Linked DNA regions of Mus musculus: regions 1 and 2 are each linked to region 3. Evidence: chromatin loops called from intact Hi-C (ENCODE). Cell type or tissue: heart. All regions are shown on one strand.

The links. Peaks named below come from ENCODE experiments on the same cell type or tissue, not always from the same donor. Only the 100,000 strongest peaks of a DNase experiment are listed, where the experiment ranks them.
Region 1: a loop joins it to region 3, with 2.6 times the contacts of the local background. A loop is called at or near these places in 4 of 42 quality-filtered maps.
Region 2: a loop joins it to region 3, with 2.4 times the contacts of the local background. A loop is called at or near these places in 4 of 42 quality-filtered maps.

What each region holds. Positions count from the first base shown.
Region 1 is chr2:148,118,721-148,126,720 of GRCm38, reverse strand. No RefSeq gene overlaps it. Among named protein-coding and RNA genes, the nearest start is that of Gm24221, 28 kb to the left of the region's middle. In heart, CTCF peaks have their summits at 2,754 and 4,408 (motif pointing left); a DNase peak (open chromatin) is centred at 3,990; H3K27ac peaks cover 688 bases; H3K27me3 peaks cover 988 bases.
Region 2 is chr2:148,334,798-148,342,797 of GRCm38, reverse strand. No RefSeq gene overlaps it. Among named protein-coding and RNA genes, the nearest start is that of Gm39957, 53 kb to the left of the region's middle. In heart, no CTCF peak of the experiment used is centred here; a DNase peak (open chromatin) is centred at 4,397; H3K27ac peaks cover 406 bases.
Region 3 is chr2:148,276,218-148,284,217 of GRCm38, reverse strand. No RefSeq gene overlaps it. Among named protein-coding and RNA genes, the nearest start is that of Gm36597, 110 kb to the right of the region's middle. In heart, a CTCF peak has its summit at 4,801 (motif pointing left); no DNase peak of the experiment used is centred here.

The sequences.
Region 1 (8,000 bases), 160 kb after region 3:
TCATTTAATGGGATTTTCTGATGCACAGCAGGTATCATATCATCTGGGCTATGAGACTGTGAACTTATTCCTAAGAACCTTGTGTCAGAGTTACTCTCATCATCATGTGGCTGTTTGCGTGTGTGTGTGTGTGTGTGTGTGTGTGTGTGTGTGTTCGCGCTTATGTGTGCTCTGGGTACTGGGGTGGGGCAGACCAGGTGAGAACTCCAGATGCATAGATCTTACCCATGAGGCATAGAGCAGGAACATTTAGTTATCTATCGGCATGAAGTCAAGAAGGAAGAGAATGTTACCTTGTGTCCCAGACTTGCAGACATCACCTATTTCTATCAACCATCAGAGACACACTGAGCAGAGTGGCTGGCTTCTATACTGATCAATGGAAATCACAGGGGCAATAATATAGAATACAGTGTTCTAGTGGCACGACCCCATCTCAGAGCACTGCCTAGGAAAGAGACTGCCCCACTCCATAGTCCAAGGGATAAAAGTAAGGCACATTATTAGTAATCCATCACTTTTATTAGATGATGAGGGCAAAGAGCTGCCACTGTAATGAGAAGAAAACATCTAAGGTGTCTTTGTTCAAAGAAAAGTGCACACTGTCTTCACTGGTCGTAGCCCTGACACTTTGGCATGGCAATTTTTCTTTGTATTTCCTTTATTATTTTAATAGGTACATATGAATTATACAATTTATGCTATGGGGTTAGATTCAGGTAATTAGGATCCCACTGTCTCGACCAGCTGTCACTTGTGCTGCAAATATTCAAAATCCTTTCTCCCAGCTCTTCTGAACTAGTAAGGTGTGGGTAGAACTTTGCTGTAGAATACACTAAAACTTCTTCCTCCTATCTAACTGGATTTTACACCCAAGTCACTGAGTTTTTCAACTCTTCCTTCCTTCCTTGCCTCTGATAACCATTATTCCACTCTACTTCTCTGGATTCAGTTTTATTTATCTGCCACAAATAAATGAGAACATGAAGTATTTCTCTTTCTATGTTCAGCTTACTTCGTTAATATAATGTTCTCTGACTATCCCACAACACTGCAAAGAAAATATGCTTACCATTGGGGAAATGCACGCAGAGCCACAACTAACAATCTCAACTGATGGTGATAGCTATAGTCACAAAGACAAAAATATCAAATGCTAGAGAAAACATGGTGGCGAGCAGCTTCCATACACTGTTGGCAGAGTACAGATTGGAACAATAGTTTTTTTTTTAATTTTTTTTAATTAGGTATTTAGCTCATTTACATTTCCAATGCTATACCAAAAGTCCCCCATACCCACCCACCCCCACTCCCCTACCCACCCACTCCCCCTTTTTGGCCCTGGTGTTCCCCTGTTCTGGGGCATATAAAGTTTGCGTGTCCAATGGGCCTCTCTTTCCAGTGATGGCCGACTAGGCCATCTTTTGATACATATGCAGCTAGAGTCAAGAGCTCCGGGGTACTGGTTAGTTCATAATGTTGATCCACCTATAGGGTTGCAGATTCCTTTAGCTCTTTGGGTACTTTCTCTAGCTCCTCCATTGGGAGCCCTGTGATCCATCCATTAGCTGACTGTGAGCATCCACTTCTGTGTTTGCTAGGCCCCGGCATAGTCTCACAAGAGACAGCTACATCTGGGTTGGAACAATAGTTTTAATGAAATGGCCCATGGTACAAATTCATTGGAATGTCCTTCTCTTTTTCCACACCCTGATGTTTTTAATCTAGGTCAAATCAGATTAAAACAGCTAGACATCTCAGGAAGGGCATTGTACAGACAAGACAATTGATTAAACGGTATCTGTTAAAAGATTTGCCGAGTATTTGTAAGTGCTGTAACTGTTCTAGGGACTCAGTGACATCAGTGAACAAAGCAAGGGATGGGCCACAACATACCTACATCCTGGAATTGGAAGCCAGTAAGCAGAATCTAAGATCAGGCCATCATCCCAACAATGAGGTTGTGGGACAGAGAAAAGACAGAGCTGGAGAGAGAGGGTATGGCAGAATTAATTAAAGGATGTGCTGGGATGTTTCCCTGAGAAGATGAGCCATGGCTTAAGGGAAGTGCATGAGCAAGTGTAGAGAAAGAATGTGTAAGCCTGGCATCACAGAGGCCACTGTGGACAAAAGTGGGTAGAAGGGAGAGTCACAGATGCTGACACTGAAGACCCAGATCAGACAGGTTTGAAAGGCATTGCAGGAATTTCTCTTCATTCAGAATTAATCAGAAGCAGGAGAGGCTGTAAGTACTGGCCTGACAGCAAGTGATTAAGATTTTTAAAGAGATCACTTATCCTGATGTCCTATTAATAATAGACTATAGATGGACAGGTATAAAAGCCTGGAAAACTACTCAATTGTGGTGTTTGGAGAAAATAAAAGGAGAGATGAAACTGGTTCTGCTCTTAGCATCCTGGGATGACAAACAATCTGGTCCAGGCAGAGTATGTATGGCATATAAGAGGACAAGCCAAGACCTGAGCTATTAAGATGATGGAGTTCTATCTGGGCAATACAGAGGAGCTGGACCTCATGGTGAAGACATGGGTGAGCCAGCCCTGAGGATATAAGAGAGAGAGAGCTGGCCCAGCTCCTTACTACATGCAGTACTTGGAGAATAGGCCCTGGGTACTTCAACTGGGAAGCAAGGAGGAGCTGGCTCTGGATGCACAGGTGAGATGGCCTTGCCTCCTGATGATGTCTGCTTTGGGTGGGTTAGCCAGAGCAGTGCTGAAGAGCTCACCCTAGTGGTGCACAAAAGGGGAAGCAACGAGATAACTGGGAGGAGACCCAGTGAGAATCCAATATTGATGGTGTGGCAGAAGCCAGAGGCCTTGAACAATGAACATTGGCAAGTGAAGATGTGTGGATAGAACGCTATACTATGGGATGCACTGCAACACACTACAGCTCCCACAATGAGACGTTTTGGTTTGTTTATTGATTGAGTGTTTATTTTCTTCTGGGGAGGGGGGGGGTGAGGTTGCAAGGGCAGAGGGCAGATACAGGGGGAGAGAGATGAGTGAAACTAGCTAGGGTGCATGATGTGAAACTCACAAGGAATCAATAAAAAGTTATGGGGAAAGATGATGGAGTTCACACTAACCAGTGTAGAGAAGGTTCACTAGGTCCAGCCTAAAAAACAAGAATTCTTCATCAGCTATGACCCTGAGACATACTTAAACATCCTAGTCTTATTTTTCTAGAATGATTTACTTTTTTTTTCCCAGAATGATTTTCAAGGCAATCATGAGAGATTAGGAGAGGAGTTGGGCTAAATATATAAACACAGGGTGTAGTCAGGCCTGGTCGCTCCTGCACTTGGGAGGGTGAAGCAGGAGAATGGTTACCAGTCTAAGACAAGCCCGAGCTACATACAGAGTGGGGTCCTGTCTCAAAAACAGAAAGATAATAGCAATAAAAAAGCATGAATGTCTAAGGATATTGATGTTATTTCAAGTCACAAAAGAAGATAGGATTATTTCTTAATGAAAGAAAAGACCAGGGGTGGGGTGGGGTAGAAAAAGAGAGGGACAGCTAAGTTAGAGAGGGTTCATCAATAACCCTGAAGAAACAAGAGTACCACAGTCCCTGCTGTGGCTCATTTGGAAACATTATACCGAGAGCTAATGGAACATATTAGAAACGAGAAGCAGTGACGTGTGCTTGCAATGGGGCCTGCTTTTTCTCCCAGGCTTGTCCCGACTCTGTCTTTTCTCTCCCGGTTGTTAGTGTCATCACACACTCACCCCAGCTTCAGAGGACTCTAAGAAGAGTCAGGGTGATGGCATCTAACCCCTGAACCATGCACAGCGAGGAGACCCGGGGCTTTTGCCTATAGGGACTAAGGGTCTGGAGGAAATCACAGGTTGACAGTTTTCTGTCTTCCTCCAAACAAGCAGCTGCCTAAACCCCAAGGCATTCTCATTAGCACCAGGACAATAGCCAAGGTCGCCTACCACCTTAACAACATCTGGGCTCCACTGCCTGGTCACGTGGATAGGGAAGTGAGCCGCCAACCAGCTATTTCCGCCTTAGTCCTGTCCCGACCCTCCTGATGGCCCCAGTGAAAAGCATCTTGTCTGACCTGAGCTGTGGCTCACCAGCCCAGTGACTAGTGGTCATGTAAGAAGGGTGAGGCCCTGGCAAACAGATCTGCTCGCTCTCTCTCTCTCTCTCTCTCTCTCTCTCTCTCTCTCTCTCTCTCTCTCTCTGTGTGTGTGTGTGTGTGTGTGTGTGTGTGTGTATGTGTGTGTGTGTGTGTGTGTGTGTGTGTGTGTGTGTGTGTGTGTGTGTGTGTGTGTGTGGTCTGACTGGTGTGGCACGGGAAGGATGTGCCCAGTTGCAGACTGAATTTCCAAACGGTGTCTTCTGCTGCCCTCTGCTGCAAATTATGCTTCATTGAAGTTGGCTCTCGGGCGTGATTTCTCGTTTACCTTCTTTAAGGCATTTGGATAGTTTTGTATTAGCATGGATGCACGAGTTGACAATACTTTATACTGAGAATGTCCTTGTGATACCCCCCAGAGTCAGGACTTGTTTTTCCTGTCAGTGCTGGAAAGACTTGTAGCAGTAGTATTATTGATTGATGGGATTTGTAGGAAGCCCTTGTTGATTATCTCAGAGTCTGTGCACACACTGATCCAGAGCACATGAAGATGGAAGTGGTGAGTATGTATTCCCCTAAGCAGGAACATGTGAGTGTCAGTCTGAACTCTGGCTTCTCCAGGGCCTTCCAGCTCTTTGTCCAGTCACAGCTCTGATCATCTGAACACCAAGAGATGGAAGTTTGGGTGCTTGTGGTCTTGTATGAAAGCAGTCGTGACCCCCTAAGGCTATATAAGCAGTTGCTAAAGTGAGCCCCCTAGCCCCATCCTCACCAATCCACCAGGTGGCTTCTATAGACATTCTTTGCCTGGATTTACAGGAACTGCCAAGGGTCTGGCTGTCTGAACTAAATGTCAAGACTCTACCTCTTCACAGTGGTACACAGTAAGTCTGTATGAAACACCTGCCACTGTGGAAGATGAGGGTCAAGACAACATTCAATAAAGATGCCAGCTCCCCCAAACCCCAGGCTCTTGTTCTCATTCTTTGCCAGTTGTGCAACACACAGCTCTCAGACAGCATGGGAATAACTTATTTTAATCACTGTCCCAAATAGGGAAGTGTTCCTCCATCCACAGCACTTGGTAGGGACAATCTGAAGATTGTCTCCTCTTCTTGCCCATGTCTCTTCTGTGCTAGCTTTCCACTGTAGTTAGCACTTATGAAACTCGGTGCACATCTGTCCCTCCTAGGAAGACCATCCATAAAGTTCTTGTCCACTTTATGGTTCAGCAGCAGCACGAAGAGCAATGGTGAGAGAGAAGGGAACATTGCCAAGATGCGACTTGGGTGCTGAACTCTGAAGCCTCCAAAACTGAGAGCACGGATAGTGAAGCAAATGGTGTTTTCCTGACACACAGAAAGTATTAATTAGATCCAGCAATTTCCCAGCTAAGTGCTGAAAGGGTCCCTGGTAATTAAAAAAGCTAATCAGATTTTCAAAGGGCACTCATACCATGTAAACATAAGGGGATTATACTTGCTGTTCTCAGTATGTCATTTTAAGCTGTTAGGGGTGAGGTGCTCTGGCTGTTTAATCTTCTAGTCAAGGCAACACAAGCCTATTGACTGCCCACCCTTAGGAGGGATAGAGGAACCCAAAACTGCCACTAAGGTCTCTCAAGCTTTGATAGTGCACAGAACAAATTGAACGTGTACACATGTACACATCAGTCCTACTGTTCAGAAAGCTATATAGCTCTTCTTGTTTGTTTGTTTGTTTGTTTGTTTGTTTTGCTTAAGTCACTCCAATCATCACTAAGTCCGTATTATTTTATTTTTAATCTCCACTCCCTATCAGTGTTTGCAAAGCACATGAGCCCAGCAGTTGCTGCTACCTCCAGAACAATTCTGCCTTTCTCAGACTTTCATGTTAAGTGGTTTCCATTGAGGTTTGGCCAGTGAGAACATATGACAAAAGACAGAGATGTAGTCACCAAGCTGGTCATAATGGGTCACAGTTACAATTTCAGTACTTGGAAGGCTGGAGCAGAATGATCACCTCAAGGCCGCCCTAAGCTACATAGTGAAACCTCATTTCCAAAATGAAAGAATAAACATAAAAGGAAAAAGGAAAGAAAGAACTGAGCAGAAGGAGAAGCTGGGGTATGTCTCTGCCCCCTCACTTCTTATGGTGTTCCTTGAGGTCCAGTCCCTCCTTTGGCACAGCTATAGCCAGATGACCTTCTCTTGAGTTCATTCCATTCTGAGACTGAATGTGGCCTTTGAAAGGCTCCCCTATCTTACATTGTCCTCATTAGCTCGTGGCAGATGCGTGAGATGCTAACTTACCTATCAGTTGTTCCAAGTGTATGAACAGTGTTTTGTACTAAATTCTTTCAGCTGAGATACATATCATGGGTTAGTTCCCTAACTGGAACTGGGGGCTGGAAATCCCAAGATCAAGGAGTCAGAAGGTCAGACGTCTGGTGAGAACAGCTGTCTGCCTCCAAGATGGTGCCTTGCTGTTACATCCTTTGGGGTTGGATGGAAACGCGATGTCCTTATACTTGTGGAAGCTAAAAGACAGGGGAGCCAAATGCTGTGAGGAGCCTCCTAATATCACCTATGAGGGAACAGCCTTCATGGCTTGATCACCTCTGAAAAGACCCATCTCTTGCCACCATCCCATTAGCATTAAACAACTTTTGGAGAGGATACATTCACACTACTACAGATGCTCAGAAGCCAGGACCACCTAGGTCATCGCTGCCCACTTAGATGCATTGTCTCTAACAGTGACAGTACATGTGTTAGATTCATTCTTGCATTCTCCTCTCTGAGATCATCAGTTATGTGAGCTAAGAAATTATTAGTGTGGAATTGTGCCCCTCAAAAGATATGTTGACCACAGATGATTAGATAAAGAGAATGAAACACACACACACAAATGTACGTGTACACACACACACACAAATACACACACGAGCATACATGCTCACAGTGGAATTTTCCATAGAATCAAGAAGAATAAAAGTCTATCATTTGTGGAGAAATGGGTGGGACTTGAGACCATCATATTAATGAGATAAGACATGTTCAGGAAGACTAATACTCTTTGCTTTATATGTGTATACACAAAAGCATGTAACATGGAAACAGAAGCAGGGATATTTAGGAAGAGAAAGGTAGCTAGGGGGAGGAGAGCAAAAGAGGAGAATGGTGAGGAAAATGGTCCAAATATACAGTATTCTAAATGAAAATGTCAATAAACTGTGTAACAATAATAATTTTAATACCTACATTACAATCCTACATTGATATGCTAGTGCCTGGCATGCACAGCTGGCTGTATCCTTCTCTGGTCTACATCTTTTCATCAGTAAAATGAGCATAGTTCTGTCCTCTTATTTCTCTGGGTTGCATGAAATTTGGATGGAATTGGAGACTGCAAAGATGTTGTAATGAGGAACTGGTAGGTAGGAAGGCTTCTGTCATGCTGAACAGAAGTCATATAAGGAGACTCTCACTAACAGGAGAAAGGATGGTGAGAGAGGAAAAGAGCAATATCAGCAGGCAGAGGGACAAAATTCTGTCCTTCCTGTGTGTGGGAGGTGTTTAAGGTAAAACTTCATCCACCCCCTACTCCCATCCTTGCCTGAGAAATTGCCTTTGGAGAGGTGATAAGCGGAGCTCTTGTCTTTAGCTGCATATGTATCAAAAGATGGCCTAGTCGGCCATCACTGGAAAAGAGAGGCCCATTGGACTTGCAAACTTTATATGCCCCAGTACAGGGGAACGCCAGGGCCAAAAAGTGGGAGTGGGTGGGTAGGGGAGTGGGTGGGGGAGGATATGGGGGATTTTTGGGATAGCATTGGAAAGGTAAATGAGGAAAATACCTAATAAAAAATATAAAAAAAAAAAAACCAAGAAGTCATTGCCTGATTGAG
Region 2 (8,000 bases), 59 kb before region 3:
GAGATGAGGCTATGGGACTTTAAGGATCACTGGGAACCTATGGCTAAGCATGGTTTGATTACAAGCCTTTGTCTTCACTCTTTTCTCAGATCACTAAAATTATGGTCTAGTAGGGAGAGATATAGCAGTCTCATCAGTATGAAGAAAATCAGGGAGACATTTACTGACTGATTCTTTAAATGAGACATGACTAACAGCAAACTAAGGGTCTTATAGGCATACCCTGTAATGTGGCAGTCCACCTTCTTTTCCTCTGGTAAAATGAGCTGATGAACTGGCAGTAACATCTCAAATGAGTTGAATGCAGAAACCAAGTCTCCATGGAAGGACTAACATTAGAAAGTTAGACTATTTTTGCAGAAAGCACAAGTGGTCACGTGTAAGCATTTCAGCATCCCCAGGTCAGACGTGACGGACAGAGCTGAGAGGGAAGATGGTGATACCATTCCTCTACCCAGGACATATCTTCTCTGACCTAAAGTAAGAGAGAATCCTGGACCCTCAATGGAGAGGGAGGATCAGCTGTAAGAACAATAACAGGGAAACTCATTAGGGCCCTTCATGATGAACAATGGTCCAAAATGTACCCTCTACCATGGATAAAAGGGCTCTTTTGAGGAAATAGATACGTGGAGTGCTCTGTATAGCCAGAGCAGGCTCACCAAGTAGGATTCCCCTGCCCCCCAATTCACAGAACCTTGGAAGATCATGGAATATTAGAGACAGGATCTCAGAGTGGTAATGAATTCAAATTAGGCTGTTGGTGTGGGCACTTATATATCACATGGCTTCAGATCTTACTAGAAGAGGAAATTTAAATACAGACACATCAAACATATGCACAGAGAGGTTGTCATGGGAGACATGGGGCTGAGACCACCTACAAGGAAAAAGACCTCAGAAGATACCAAATCTGCTGGTACATTGCACCTGGACATTTACATCTAGAACTGTGAGTATCAAAATGTCCATACAGCTTTTTAATGGGAGCCCTGACTGACTAATATGAACATGCATGGATTTCTTCCATTAAAAAGACCAATGATAGTACACTGAAGCCACTCATTGCCAAGCCTTGTCCTGGACCTGAATTCGGTAATGATTAGGAACTCTGAATGAAAGACAGGTAGCACAGTCAAAAGAGGAGAGTTTAGTAAAGGATCTATTTAATGGGAAGAGGATGTGGCTAACAGAAACCAACAAGATCATAAAAGAAGAAGAGAGAAATAATTATTAGAGCCCAACAAAGAGCTGTTGAAGAGGGGTGACTCTTGGGTATGATGCCTTCAAAGGAGGAATACAGTCCCTGCTCAGTAGGGAACATGTCTTCTCTGCCTGCCATCTGACCTCTTACCAATGCTGTAGATTGGTTACTTCAAACAGAGGTGTATAAAGGAGACTGGTGAGCATGGCACATTGGTCAGCTTCCAGAATAGAGGACAGTATGGTGAAAGTGGATCCTATGGGCAAATGAGGGATTTGCAGTTTCCTTTTCCACCAGCTTATCAGTAACTCTGCTAAATGAGAACAGGCTGTTAAAGTTTTTCACATAGGTAAACTCCTTTCAACATTAAGGAGGTCAAATCAGACAGATGAATAAACCGAAAGAAGACAACAGAGGGAAATCAGAGGAAGCAGATGATGTGGTAAAGAAAAATTAAAAAAAACAACAATAAAAACAGAATTCAGAGGACACATGGAGCAAACAAAATCAAAACTGATATCCAAAGACAAACAATGTTATTTCAAAAATATGCTCCCCCAAAAGAAAATTCAAGTCTGAAAGAAATCCTAGACACTAAATGTGTTATAGACCAAAATATTTGTACTTATTTTGGGGGGCTGCCATAACAAAACACCATCAACTGGCTGTCTTATAAACCACAGAAGTTCCTTTCTCATAGTAATGTATGCTGAAACTTAAGGAGCATGACATGAATAGATTGAGTGTCTGGGGAGGACTTGCCTTCTGCTGTGCAGATGGAAACTTTTTAAATTACCTTTACTTATTCTTTAAGGTCCTGTCTCCTTCAGGATCTATTGTCTTTGGTCTCTGTTAGAAGGCATTACTCATATTCATAATTTCTCTGCTTCTTCATACCATCACTTTAGATGGCATGGTTTCAAGATATGAATCTGGGGTGGCTAACAAATATTGAAATCATAGCATGATTATAGAAAAGATTATCTTCAGAAGTGGAAGAGAAGAAGGAGGAGATTTGGAATCTGCAAATAAGATACACAATCTACCTCCTGAAGGTCTAAGGAATGTTGAATAGATTATGTAGAATATATCTCAGAATGGGTATCTTCTTCTAAGGCCTCTGAGATCACCAGACAGCAGAGACTGACAAGCAGCCAGAACATTGCTGCACAGCATGCACAACGATGATGGCGACCTTGTGAATTTTCAGAATTCTAGAGTGAATAATTCAGAAAACAACAGAAATAAAACAGGGAGAATGAGGTGGAGGGACCTCATCCTAAGAAAGCAAATCTAGAAGTCGGTGTTGGAGGAGTCCACATGACCGGAACGAAGCCTTAGGATTCTGATGGAAAGCAGAATTCTGTTGCAGCCAAATGATGAAACATCAGGTGTATGCCTCCAGGATGATAGGTGACCTCACAGTTCTTCCTGCACTCTGAAACATCAGCATAAGAAGACTGAGATGTCAAGAGAAGAAGATATATTGGCAGATTATCTCTGGACCTGAGGAACACCATAGTGGTATATTCCAGGATCTCCTTGTTGACTCAGTTATCACAACACTGGAGTGAAGAAATAGCTACAGGACTGGATGAGACAGGTTCCCAAGAAAAGCCATTTAGTTTGTACGAAGGACTAGAAACAGGGCAACTTTTCTACAGCAGTGACTGTACAGTTGTCCATGTGGCCACAATCTGCACTAGTCGAGGTCCAGTGGGGGAGTCTAGACCCTTAACTAACGATGAGGAACTCAACTCCATTAAGGAAGCGAGGGGAAGCTGAGTAAGGAGCCAAGACTCATATCTGCCTACGAATAACAAGAGATCCCAACAGTATCTCCCACTATATCTCGATCTTGGTACGTTACAGCAAAAGGTTGCAACAATCCTCCCATCTCCACTCCCTATCACTACCTAGCTTTTTATGGGAGTTGTGGAGATATGAACTGTGATCCTCATTCTTATGAGCATACATCACTGAGCCATTTCACCAGCTCATCTATCACATTTCTGGAATATTGCTCATTTATTTTTTCATAAATGAGTGTTGAATCCTCCTCTCCCCATTGATTCAATGATGTGATCTTTCTGCTTTAACCTCAGCTAATACAGTGTGATACATTGACTTATTTCAAAGCAATGAACTTTATGATTCTGGAAAATGAACACTTGACTATCAGATATAATTATTTTTTATGTTTTGCTGAACTCTGTGTGTGTGTGAGAGAGAGAGAGGGATGGGGAGAGGGAGGGGGAGGGGAGGGGGAGAGGGAGAGGGAGAGGGAGAGGGAGAGGGAGAGGGAGAGGGAGAGGGAGAGGGAGAGGGAGAGGGAGAGGGAGAGGGAGAGGGAGAGGGAGAGGGAGAGGGAGAGGGAGAGGGAGAGGGAGAGGGAGAGGGAGAGGGAGAAGTTTCTACATTGCCTAGGCTGGCCCTGAAGCTGTGGGATTAAAGCATTCTCTTGCTACAGCTGGAACTACAGATGGCACTGTTCCTGGCTGCTAAGACCCTAGTGGGACTACTGTATGCATATGTATGAGATACTTTGGTTTGTTTCCTTTCTGGGGGTGCCTGTCTCATTTGGGTATCAGAATAAAGCTGTCTTCATAAATTTGATGCCCCACCATCCTCTCTGTTGTGTTCTTTTAGTCAAGCCATCCCACAGTCTCCATTCAAGCTGAAAGAAACAGCTTTGCCTCTCATCAATAAAAGAGCAAAGAACTTGGGAAGCAAAGTTTAATGCTTAGGAAGGTTTTAGCATCTGAGGTTCAAGGTAAAATGCATTATCTCAAAAGCAACTTAACAGTGAAATAGTACTACTGCTTTGCAAACGTCAGACTAAATCCTTTCTAAGTGGAGGGTGGAGGGAGGAGGGAGGAGGTCACCTCGCCTTTCTGCCTTATCGCCATTGTTTCTATGGGAAATGTGTTTTGAGTTCCTAGAACAAACAGACTTGTGTAACCCAACCCTTTCTTTGTGTGCCACATTGTACTTTTCAATTCATAAGTCTAAAAGGCCAACAGTGTTAATCCATAACTGGTGTCTGGCGGGACTACCAGAGCCTGAAAAGGAATTAGATAAGAAAAAAGTGGTGATGGTTGTCCAGGGTATTAAAAGTGCCTGAGATATGTTTTCCTGAATACGCAGGCTGCTCTGTGTTGGATCTGTGCCATTCCTAGACAAGGGACAGCTGACCCAGGGTGTGTGCTTCCTCCCAAGCCCATAGGCCAGTACTGGAGCGCTTCCTTGATGGTGTGTGGTTTCCTGGGGAGCCTCTGTTCTCAATTCCTTCTTAGCCTGGTCAGCAGAAGAGAAGCCGAATGCTTTCTCATGATCTGAGCACTCCAGAGTCACACAAGTGCACAACTTCATGATAGTCCCACTTGGTCAGAATAATGTTAATCAATCTTGCTATAAAGTGTACTTTATAAATAAAGGTGTCACACAGTATTCCATACTAGGTAGGATGGTCATGAGGGGGTTGGTTTCCAGGGTTTGGGGGCTCTTTTAGAGAATGTCTGCTCTTCCATAGTTCTTCCTTACTTTGATTGTTAGTGCTGTCTTGATATTCTTATTTGTCTAAACACTCCAATGTCCTAATCTTCCTCATGGTCTCCATGTCATAGGGGCTCACACTCCCAAGTTCTCCTCAGAGAGGGTGGACTAACTGTGTAGGTGTCCCCATTTACGGGACCACTAACAGTTAGCCTTCTGCCATTGACTTTCAGTTATCTCCTATTTTTTTACATATTTTTTTTGTCTCTTTTGGTTTCCCAAAAGGACCTCACAACCTTGTTCTTCTGCCACCGCACTGGATCGTGAAACAGTACATTCCACACTACATGCTGAATAGTGGTGGGTATGAGATGCTGGTTGTCGCGGTGACTAGTGTGCTAGAGACAGATGTGGACACTTTAGATTACAGAGAAAACGGAGATGAAGTCTGTGCTGATGAGGAAGTTGACTGACAGTGGATTACAATTGTGCTAAATTTGTTCATTTAAAAGGGGGGCTGAAAATTTTATACAATCGTACTATATTTATTACACATCCACACCTCCTTCTCCCCTCTAGCCCTCCACTCCCTCTCAAATTCATGGTCTCTTTTTATTTTTAAAGTTAGCATTGGTGAGTTTGTGTCTATGTGTATTTGCATTCATGTACCTCATCTGGCTCCTTTGTCAGAGGATTGCTCTTAAAGACTTAAAAGGAAAGCATTAAGAGGGCATGCAGCACATCTGAACACAACCACCCAGCTGTGTATGTACAGTAATATGTGTGTACCCTGTCAATCACGATGGGTTCTAGAGACAGCTATGGCTATTTTTGTGATTTCAACACAGAGGGTTATATAAATGGATTTCAAGGTAGAGTTACATATACCAAATGATACAAAAACATCTCTGGTTTCTAATGGAGATACAATAAGAGATCTTGATAATAAAACCATGGCAGCTGTCTTGATTCATGATGCCAAATTTCAGTTATAGACTTGTGAAAATAAAGGTCAAATTTCCTCTCTCTGGTGTGTTACTCAGTATTATTGTTTGAATCTGAAATGTTCCCCACAGGCTGCTGTGTTTGAACAGTTGGTCCCTAGCTGGTGGTGCTGTTTTGGAAGGCTGTGGAACTTTTAGGAGGCACAGCCTAGCCAACAGACACAGGCTACCCAGAGTCAACAGGCCTTGGAGGGTTATAATTCACCTCCAATCCTGATCTAGCTTCCTATGAATGTCTAATTGATGATATATGGTTAGATTGAGCCCCCACCACCATGGATCAAGCTGCTTTGCTCATGCTTCCTGCCAGGATGGGCTCTGACCTCAGTACCACAAGTCAAGATAAACCTCCCTGGCTGAAGTTGCTTCCGACAAATATCCTGTCATAGTAATGAGAAAAGTAACTAATACAGTAAATTTTCATAAGCGGTAACAAATACCTGGAAAAACCAAATTATAAAAAAGAAAGGTCAATTTGGGCTCACAGTTTGGAAAGGGTTAACCTATGGTTGATCGGCCCCATTGTTTGGCTCCTGGTGAAACAGCTCATATTGGCAGTAGCTCATGGCAGATCAAAGCCACTGACTTCATGGCCAAGAAGTAACAAACAGAGGGAATGCAGCCAAATATCTCCTTTAAGACCTACAATGGCTCAGAGTCTTCCCACCCAGTACAACCTCCTAAAGGTTCGTCTACCTTCCAATAGCACCATTATGAAGAGATGACCTTTGTCACATGAACTTTTAGGGAACACTAAAAAGCTCTACTACATTGCCATCCACAATTATATCCCATTAAATATGTACAATGACATTAGGGTAAAGATCTCCCTCTGCTTTTGGCATAAGAACACCATTTTGAATTGACAGTTGGATCTTTGGGTTTGCAAAGACCCCTGGGAGCATAAGAATAGCATATGAGCAGCATGGGGTTTGGAGAAGCTATTTTTATATCTTCAGGAAGCTTGTGGCCAGAAGTCCCTGATGATTTGAAGCAAGGGAGAAGATGCAGCATAGACCCTTTGTTAGAGGGATTTGGAGAGGGGTAGAGACTACTACATGAATAGGATACTGAGGTCAAGGAAAAAGGGTGTCTGCTTTCCTTGTTCGTCTTTCAAAACTTTAGGCAAGGAGCTGAAGGGGTCTACAACCCTATAGGTCGAACAACAATATTAACTAACTAGTACCTACAGAGCTCATGTCTCTAGCTGCACATGTAGCAGAAGATGGCCTAGTCGGCCATCATTGGGAAGAGAGGCCCCTTGGTATTGCAAATTTTATATGCCCCAGTACAGGGGAATGCCAGGGCCAAGAAGTGGGAGTGGGTGGGTAGGGGAGTCAGCGGGGGGGAGGGGAGCGGGGGGAGGGTATAGGGGACTTTTGGGATAGCATTTGAAATGTAAATGAAGAAAATATTTATTAAAAAATTGGAAAAAAAACTTTAGGCAATGGCCCCTTGTTACATATCAAAGAATGATAGAGAAAAGACAGTATCCATGTGTTAGAGTGTGGATCTGAAATATTCCCCAAAGACTCGAATGTTAAGGTTTAGTCCCAGATTGGCATTATTGGAGTGCTGCAAGGTTAAAGATAAACCATTAATGCAGTTTTAGGTCATGGGGGGCATGGCCTTATAGAGGCTTGTAGAACTCTGGCCTCTTCTCTGTTTTACATCTTGTTCAATCATGAAGTAAACAGCTTTGCCATTTCCACCACAGGCTCATATAGAAGGGGCTACTTGGCAGGGGCTAACATCTCTAAAGCCATGAGACAAATAATCCTTTTTCTCTTAAGTTGATTGTCTCATGTTCTTTCTGTTGTTGTTATAGTAATGGAAAGCTGACAGTATTTTGAGAAAATAGAGCTAGAGACTCCCAGAAGGAGGTTAAGAAATAGATGTCAGCTATTCTTTAACTTTTTTGTTCTTGCTCTGTCTCCTTTAAACACACACACACACACACACACACACACACACACACACACACACACACACACAGAGCCTTTTCATTTAAACTAGATGCTGTACATACATAGTTATCTTTCTGAGTCTGGCTTATTTCATTTTACATAATGATCTCCAGTTCCAAACATTTTCTAAAAATGACATAATCTCATTCTTCCTTATTATTCAGTAGAACTCCATTGAGTGTATATGTTATATTTTTCTTTATCAGTTCATCTGCTGATGGGTACTTAGCCTGGTTTCAGATTTTAAATATTGTTGATAGTGCTCTAATTAAGATGATGTTCAAGTATCTTTGCCATGTGCTTATAATCCTTTAGGTGCATGCACAGGCT
Region 3 (8,000 bases):
GTGGTAGAGACTAATAATGTGTGAAGTCCAGACTTTCCATCAGGAAGCTCAAGTGGTAGAGGCAGGTTAAGTTTCTAGAATGAACTCTGGTCGGTTTTCTTTCTTGCAGAAGCAGACAGTTTTATAGATGCCCTTGCATTTTGTCATGAATGAAGAAGTGATTACACAGAACTATGGTGCTCAACCAGATCTGCAAGATAAGTTGAGAAATGTTTGTCAAAATCTGGATATGTTCACAGGAGTCCCACCCTTGGGACCATTGTTTCTCCAACATGAAAGTATAGGAAAGACCAACCATATTCACCAACTACCTACACCCATAAGCTCAACCCACCATCTCTACTGTATCCCCATGATTTAAAAGAAGGAATGGTTTTCTCCATTCTTCTCTGTCAAGGAATCACATCTTTTTAAGAGTAGAGAGTAGGGAAACTGCATCAAGTTATTTCCCTCTTCAGACTTCTTTCTTGTACTAATTTTGTCATCCGTCTCCTCTCAATTTACTCACTGTCCACAGTCAGACAGCCAACAGGATCTGAAGATTTCCAATACTAATTCTAGAGCAATAAATAGAGCATCGTATCATCTCAGTAACAAACACTACTGGAGCTTCACTATGATCCCCCATACCTGTCAGTGGTTCTCAAAATTAGGTCCTGGATCAGTAGTATCTGCATATCTGGAACTTATGACAAGTTGACATTCTTAGCCTCTCCTTAGACCTACTGGTTTAGGCCCACTAAAGGAGAAACCTGCATGTTCTATGTTTATAAACAACACAGAAGTATCCAATGTTCCTTCAGACTGAGTGTCCCTAGCTGATAGTTACCTTCACATCTATGCACATTGCTTCCTGATGCAGGCACCTGGAGTTGTGTCTCAGTGATTGCTCCGCTATGTTCTTGCCAGGGCTGTGCTCAGGTGTCAATCAGCTTAGACATGCTGGGGATTCAGCACCAATGGAACAACTCCCAACTGGAAATAGACAGGAGCAATCAAATAAAACTCCATGTTCTTAAGGCATCAGATGGCCCACTGAAGCATGCTCTACTTTCTTCAACATACTTTCTCAGAGATCCCCATTGTAGCTAAGCCCCAGCTGTTCCAAGAAGTAGTCTACTCATAAATACATACTCTAAATACTCTTTCTCATTCCTGTTTCATTTGTCCACTCTTCTCCACCAGGGATTCTTGGCATCACTTCCAAAATATACTTGCTCCCACATATTTCTCCCAGGGCCTACTCAAAGCCAATATAAGTAAGACTGTCTACATGAACAGAATATAATACTGGTATTGTAAGTGCCATTCAGGTATCATTACATACTATACAAATGACTGAACAGTGAGGTGATATTCTCTATCACTTTCTGAGCTGATAGGAAGCACGTGCAGAGGCACTTTAAACTCTCGAAACTGAGCTGTGGAGATGAGGAACAAAGCTGGCTGTAGCCAAATTGAAAAGAACTGGCTTTATGCCCTCTTCCCCCTGATTTCAAGTGAGAGCCTCCTATTCATCAGGATGGATGCAAGAGAGAACCAGACTCCACTGGTGCAGGTTACTTGCTCGCTTCATTTGCCTCTGTTGCCTTTAGTAGGGGGTAAACCATGATGATATTATGTTTTCCTGCAAGTATGCAATAGGCCTTTTCACTGATGGTGATTATGGAGCATCAAAGGAAAAGATATCTTGGAGCTTAAGGATAACAAATGCATAATATTTCAGAAGATTCAAATTGAAGCAGTATGTTATCTATGATTTTTAATGAACTGTCAGCTAGAAATAAAAATCGACATCCTGAGTCATCCACTGAAATAACCCAACATGTTTGCAATCTGCACGCATAGTTGCAGTTCTTAATTAGGAGCATTTCTAGATCATCAAGGAAGAATTCGATTTTCTTCAGCTGGGTTTTTTATTATCAAGGATGTTTAGTATACTTTCCTTTACCACATTTTGTTTATCAAGAAAATCGGATAACCAGAATGAGCTTCACTCCTCTTTAAGGCAGGACGAGGTGAAAACAGTGAAGAAGAGGCATGGAGAAGGAGAATAGTTCCACGATGTAAATGTCAGTGCATTGCATGTCCTTATTGTCTTCACAGGTTTTTCTTAAGTATATTTTTCATCACAAGCTCTGAACCAGCCACCCTTTGGTGCTTGCCACCTCCTGGTGCTTGCCACCTACAAGTGTCAGCCACAGGTTCCCCCTAAAGCCCATAGACTGGATCATGGCTAGTTACTGGTCCTTGAGAGATGGAGCTGTGGGTTAGACACATTTGTCTCAGCATCTCTGGATGAGTGCCAGGAAAGGATCCTTCACATACTGAGTCCACACAGCCTGTCATCTCTACCTCTTCAACAGGTAAAGGAAGCTGCTCTAAGCAAGCATAGGATTAAGGATGGGGTCCTTGCTTCCCTTCATTCCCCCTCCTACCTCTACACTTTCAATAATTCCCATGAAGCTTGCTTAGATTTTTGACATGCTTGTCTTTCGGAGATGAGAAACTGGTCCAGAGAGTGTGAGAGAGAAAAGAGAGAGATCAGAACTTTTCTCTGTGTTGAAATCTGACCTGTCAATAATTCAAATGGCAAAACAAGAAGTACCCAGCTCCGACTTATCTTTTGTTATTTTTCATATTTACTTTCCTTGGTGTATCCTGGTGGGGTTGAGACAAAAAACTAAAAGGTGAAGAATCAGTTCTTCACCAGGTTGATTTCAGATTAACATTTAGCCCAGAATGCCACAGGCCTGGAAAATAATAATGATGTTAAAGGCATCACCACCCACACCCATCCAACCATCTAGAACACTGCCAAAGAAAGCAAGCAGTAGAGGGACCTGCTGGTGAGGTGGTTCCCTGAGAGCTATGGGGACATGCATTTCTGCCATTGAGATGATTTCCAGTGCCTGGTGTCAACCAACTCAACTCTTGTGAACTTGGAGATATGGTTGGTGTGAAAAACATTGCTCTAGGTCCATTCCATCACCACCATATTGGCTAGCTCATCCAGGAATGGAACCTCAAGCATTTGTGGATCTTTGTTTCTTTAGTGATGATGGTACACACAGCTCTGATAGAAACCACTGAGCCTGGCTCCTATTCACTGTTGCCATGTTGTCTCCAGTCCAAACACTAATAGGGAAAAATACCCTCAAATCAGACACCATAATTAAATTGTTTTGTTATTGCATTGTATGGGTAGATGAGATTTACCTAATCAAGAAAGCATGTAAATTAATTTAAGTAGGCATGAGTGACAGAGTCACCAATTTTGAGGCACAGCAGAAAGTGCTTATGCACTATATTCATGCTAATGTGCTTTCCAGCTTAGGAATGTGCCTGGGGAGGATGCTTGCTGCTACATGATTGATTGATTGATTGATTGATGGGGTCCTAGAAACTGGACAGACCCAGCGGATATAAAGTTCATCATTGGAGACAAATCCTGTTCCTCCGTCTTCCCACTAAGTTGAATCAAGTCCTATGACTCAAGAGGAGAACTTTCACTATGCGTCTGCTTTAAATAAGGAGACATTAGGCTCTGGGAATGCATCTTGGAAGAATGCCCCAATGTTCAGCAGTATTATGCTTGGCAACTAGACACCAAACAACTTCAGAATGTGGACCTCAACTGAGAAGACACATAAGCAAACCCGAGGTGGGGATGGAGGTGCATATAGTTATTTGGAGGTATCCCCAAGGAATCAGATTGGAGGGAGTAGAGAAAATAAAATAAAACAAAACAAAATAAAGGGAAGTTAGCATCATAAGCCACTTGCAGTTGTAGGTACCGGAACTCAACCCAGGTGGAAAGAAAAGGTGAAACGTGGGTGGCTTCACTTGAAGTATGGGTTCTTCCCATCAGACCCAGCTGTTGCCAGATACCATCTCTACAGGTTTATTGTACCCTCTCTGTGTCTCCCACTCAAGATGTCCCTCAAAAAGATGAAAGAGAAGAAAAATGGCTTCTATTGTCACTCTGTTTCTCTCAAGGTATGTATCAAGATCTGCTCTGTAGGACTCTTGGGCTGGTACTCATACTTCTAGTTTTTCAAGATGCCGCCCTTTCTCAAAAGTTTGCTCACTGATGGAAAAAAAAAAACAAATAGAAAATATAATCAAAGACAGATTTCAGAGCTTATAATGATAATGATTTCCCCCAGGTCACAAAAATCAATCAACAAACAAACAAACAAAAAACAAACAAAAAACAATGGCCTGTATTATGAATGATTCTCTACGTGCATCTTAAAGTCTGAAATCAGTTGCTCAGTCTGAGCATACAGGAGAGTGGATATGAGAGGCTTCGTGAACCTGAGCTCACCAGTTTAACATTGATGTTCAAGAGAAGATGTGACCCACCCAAGGAAAGGAATTATCCACATGGGGCTCGTTTGCCTCAAGCAGTAACCTAAAGCCAGTGTCAGGGTATGGGGAAGCCTTTGAAAACTAAGCCAGAGAGCAATCTGAGAAGCAGTTCACAGACATGATGGTGGAAACTCTCAAGTCAGAATGATAGCTGTGCACTTATAAAACCTCCAATTATTGGGAGGAGAGAGGCACTAGGTGCCGAGTAGCTTCAGAAGGCAGAGCCCTGTGGAGTCTGGTTCAACCAGAAGGGCTTCTGACTCTCAGACTTCTGGTCAAGAAAGTGGTCCTTGATGATTCTTGATTTTTTTTCCCCTGCTACAAACCTGTGTGGGTTTCTAAACTTGGAAGCTTCGCGGACTGCACTCTTAGCTACAGTTTCTTTTAATTTGTTTCATGGAGAGTAAGGAAAATGGGTGGTGCCCCCTGTTGATAGAAACTGGCCTTTCCTCTGGGAGAGAGCCATTGCCTTATTGCTTTGCTTGGCATTACTATCTCCCTCTCAGGGCTGATTCCCCCAAGGGGTTGGAAGCAGTGTATTATAGGGTCATTATAGACCAGAGGGTATGACAACTATGTTAGAGCCAACTTGTCCACAGCTCGAACAGCTTTTTCCAAACAGTCTTGTGGAAGCCACTTGTAAAACACCATCTATTTTTCATACCTCAAGTTCCAGAAAGTTCTGGAGAGCCTGTAGGATAGAAAACAGCTGGAAAGTGGTATACTGGTTTGCATCTGGCAACAGGATGGGTCAAATCTATTTTCACTTCTCAGACCCAGAAGACTTTAGAGCTAACACCCATGTTTGGATGTCATTGTTGGATCACAACACAAATGACTGGCAGAACTCCGAGGACACTGCATGTGTGGTAGCCTGTGTCTGGGGAAGGAACTTGGTCAGGCAAACTACTGATGGCAAGTCAGAGTTCAAAGGCTGAAGGACCTGGAGTATGCTGCCCAGAAGCTGCAGAAAACACACAAAAGAGAAGAAAGGCCTAGCTATTGCAGAGTTTCCTATCTTGGGGAAAGGGCTGGCCTCTGGTATGGCTGTTTCTGAAACCTATGAACTATGTAACCTGAAGGTATTTTAAGAGAAGAGGAAACCATTATTGGCCAAAGGCAGTTCTCTGAAGGAACAACAGGAACGAATACAAAGGGACCTTGCTAAACAAGGACAAGACACCAAATGGCATTAAGACAATCATGCAGACTTCCCACATTGTTCTATTTTGCTTTTGATCAACCAAAATAAGAAACAGAATTCTGTAGATAGAGTTTATGTGGGAATGAGTAGAATTTACAGACCTGGGAAATTTTGATAATCATAAGCCTCTCTGAGGTTACTACAGAGAAAACGCTGTGTGTGTGTGTGTGTGTGTGTGTGTGTGTGTGTGTTGTACATGTTCATGTATGTGTGCACATGTGTGTGGTGGCCAGAGGTAGATAAATATTAGATTTTCTCCTCAGTTACTTTCCACCTCATTCTTTGAGATAAGGTCACTCACTGAACCTGGAGGTCACCAATTTGGCTAGGCAAGCTGGTCAGTGAGTTCAGAATCTGTCTCTTTCCACTCCCCAGTGCTAATATTACAGTCATGCACTACCAGGCATATTTATTTATTTTAACTTGGATGCCAGAGGTCTGGACTCTGGTCCTAATGATCTTATTTTAAGAACTTTACTGCCTGAGCAGGTCTCTTCCCTCTCCACTGTAGGGGAAAGTGTGTAAAGTCCAAAGAGAGAAGTAGTATAAGCTGGTCGCAGCAGCTCCTTGAGAAGGTGGAATGGGCTGATTCATGGGACTGGCTGTTGGCATGGAGATGTCTACCCAGAAGCAGTTGTAGCTGCGTAATTGAGTGCATCTTGGATCAAAAAGGCTTTTGTTAATGCTGTGAGGTTAGTTGTCTTTGACGGCAGTCCCCTTGCCGCCTCTTGACTCCATCTTGCAAGTGCCTGACCTGGGTGACTCCATTTTGGCACAGAGGACTTCCACACCTGTGACCTGAACATGTAGCCTGCCCTTAATGAATATGGAGATAAGAGATTTTTACAGCTGGAAAATATGACAAACGTTTTATAATGAATTTTATGGTACATCTATAGTATCATAAAATATAGTATAGTATATATTGAATATAGTGTTAGACAAGAAGTAATTTCATATTAATAAGAAAATAAATGTATGTTATCAAGTGACCAATCAACCAAATGGTAGATGTTTCCTTAATGATGTTTATGAGGTAACTGGACAACCCAGGGGTAGGTGATGGACAGTGGGAAGGCAGAGATAGATGCATGGCCTTACATAAGAAAGACATAACACACTGAGTACTTCACATTGTAATATAAATTTCCAGCTAAGGTACAGACACTTTGTGCAATTTCATATGAAAAGGCATCAAAATGTACCATCTATGGGTGAGAATGCTATGATATCACTACAAAAGTCCAATCTTTTAAGTTCAAGGAAGCAGTTCCATAGATATCCTTAGGTGGCTAGTCTTTTTCAATCATTAAAAGAAAGTAAGACACTGGAGAAGTAAATTGGACAAGTTAGTTGTGTCCCTAAAGTAAATGCTAAGCATGGCTGTGACTGAAGAATAGAAACTTTTAAAAATAATTAGTGACATCAATCGGTGATGTCACTGTCCAAGAAAGTTCAAGATTGGCTGATAAATACCTGGGATTTTCCTGAAACGAGCAAAACCAAAACATGGGAAAGCTAAAGCAGAGGTATGGCACAACCTTGTCTAACAAGAATACTTGTAGCACATGTTAGTGTGACCTCTTTGAGTGATTAGACCTACCCAAGTTGAAGTTAACTTCATAGTGAAAATAAAAGTGCCTTCCAACAACCAGACACAAATGTACAAATATAAAGTATCAACTTGCTGGCAAGTAGGTCCTTTGGTTTGTCTTCATGGGAAGGAGAAAGCTCTGACTGTGAGATGCATCCTAATTTAGGAACTCGAGGAATGCTGGGGACATGTGTCAGAATCAGGAAAATAGAGTTGCTTTCTTTCCATAGTGCAGGCTCCACAATGATCTATTTAAAGTTTCATTATTTCCCAATTCTCCAAGGTAAAGACTGTCTGACTTGTTTTTTCCTCACCTGAGTGCGATAGGAAGGGCCTTGTTATTAGGACCAGACAAAAACAGGGCAGAATCTCATTTTCCAAGACCTATTCACATCCGGGGTTTTGTAGGATTTAGAAGTGGACAATAGCCACGTTGTCTGGAATCCACACAGGCGTCAGGAAGCTGAATTGTGAAGGACTCAGGAGGCCTTGTCCTGGCAGCAGCATCCTTCTGGGTCCCTGGATTTTCAGGAAAAGCTGTTTGCTATAGCCTAAGCATAGGGATTCCAGGAAGATTCTTTATTATAACAGTACTTGCAGGGACTATGGTTCCACATTCCTAAGGGGAAATTCAGCATGAATGTATATTTCCTTAGAAATCCCAGGGGTTAAAGCAATTATAACCATAGGTAGGGCTGTGAGGCTATTTCCACAGGAAGGCTGTCAGTTCCTACTGCAAGACGGGAGATGGAATGGAATGGATACACAAATGGAATGATGGATAGAAGTGGATGCAGTTGACCTGAGCTGCTGCTGTAGTTGCAGGTA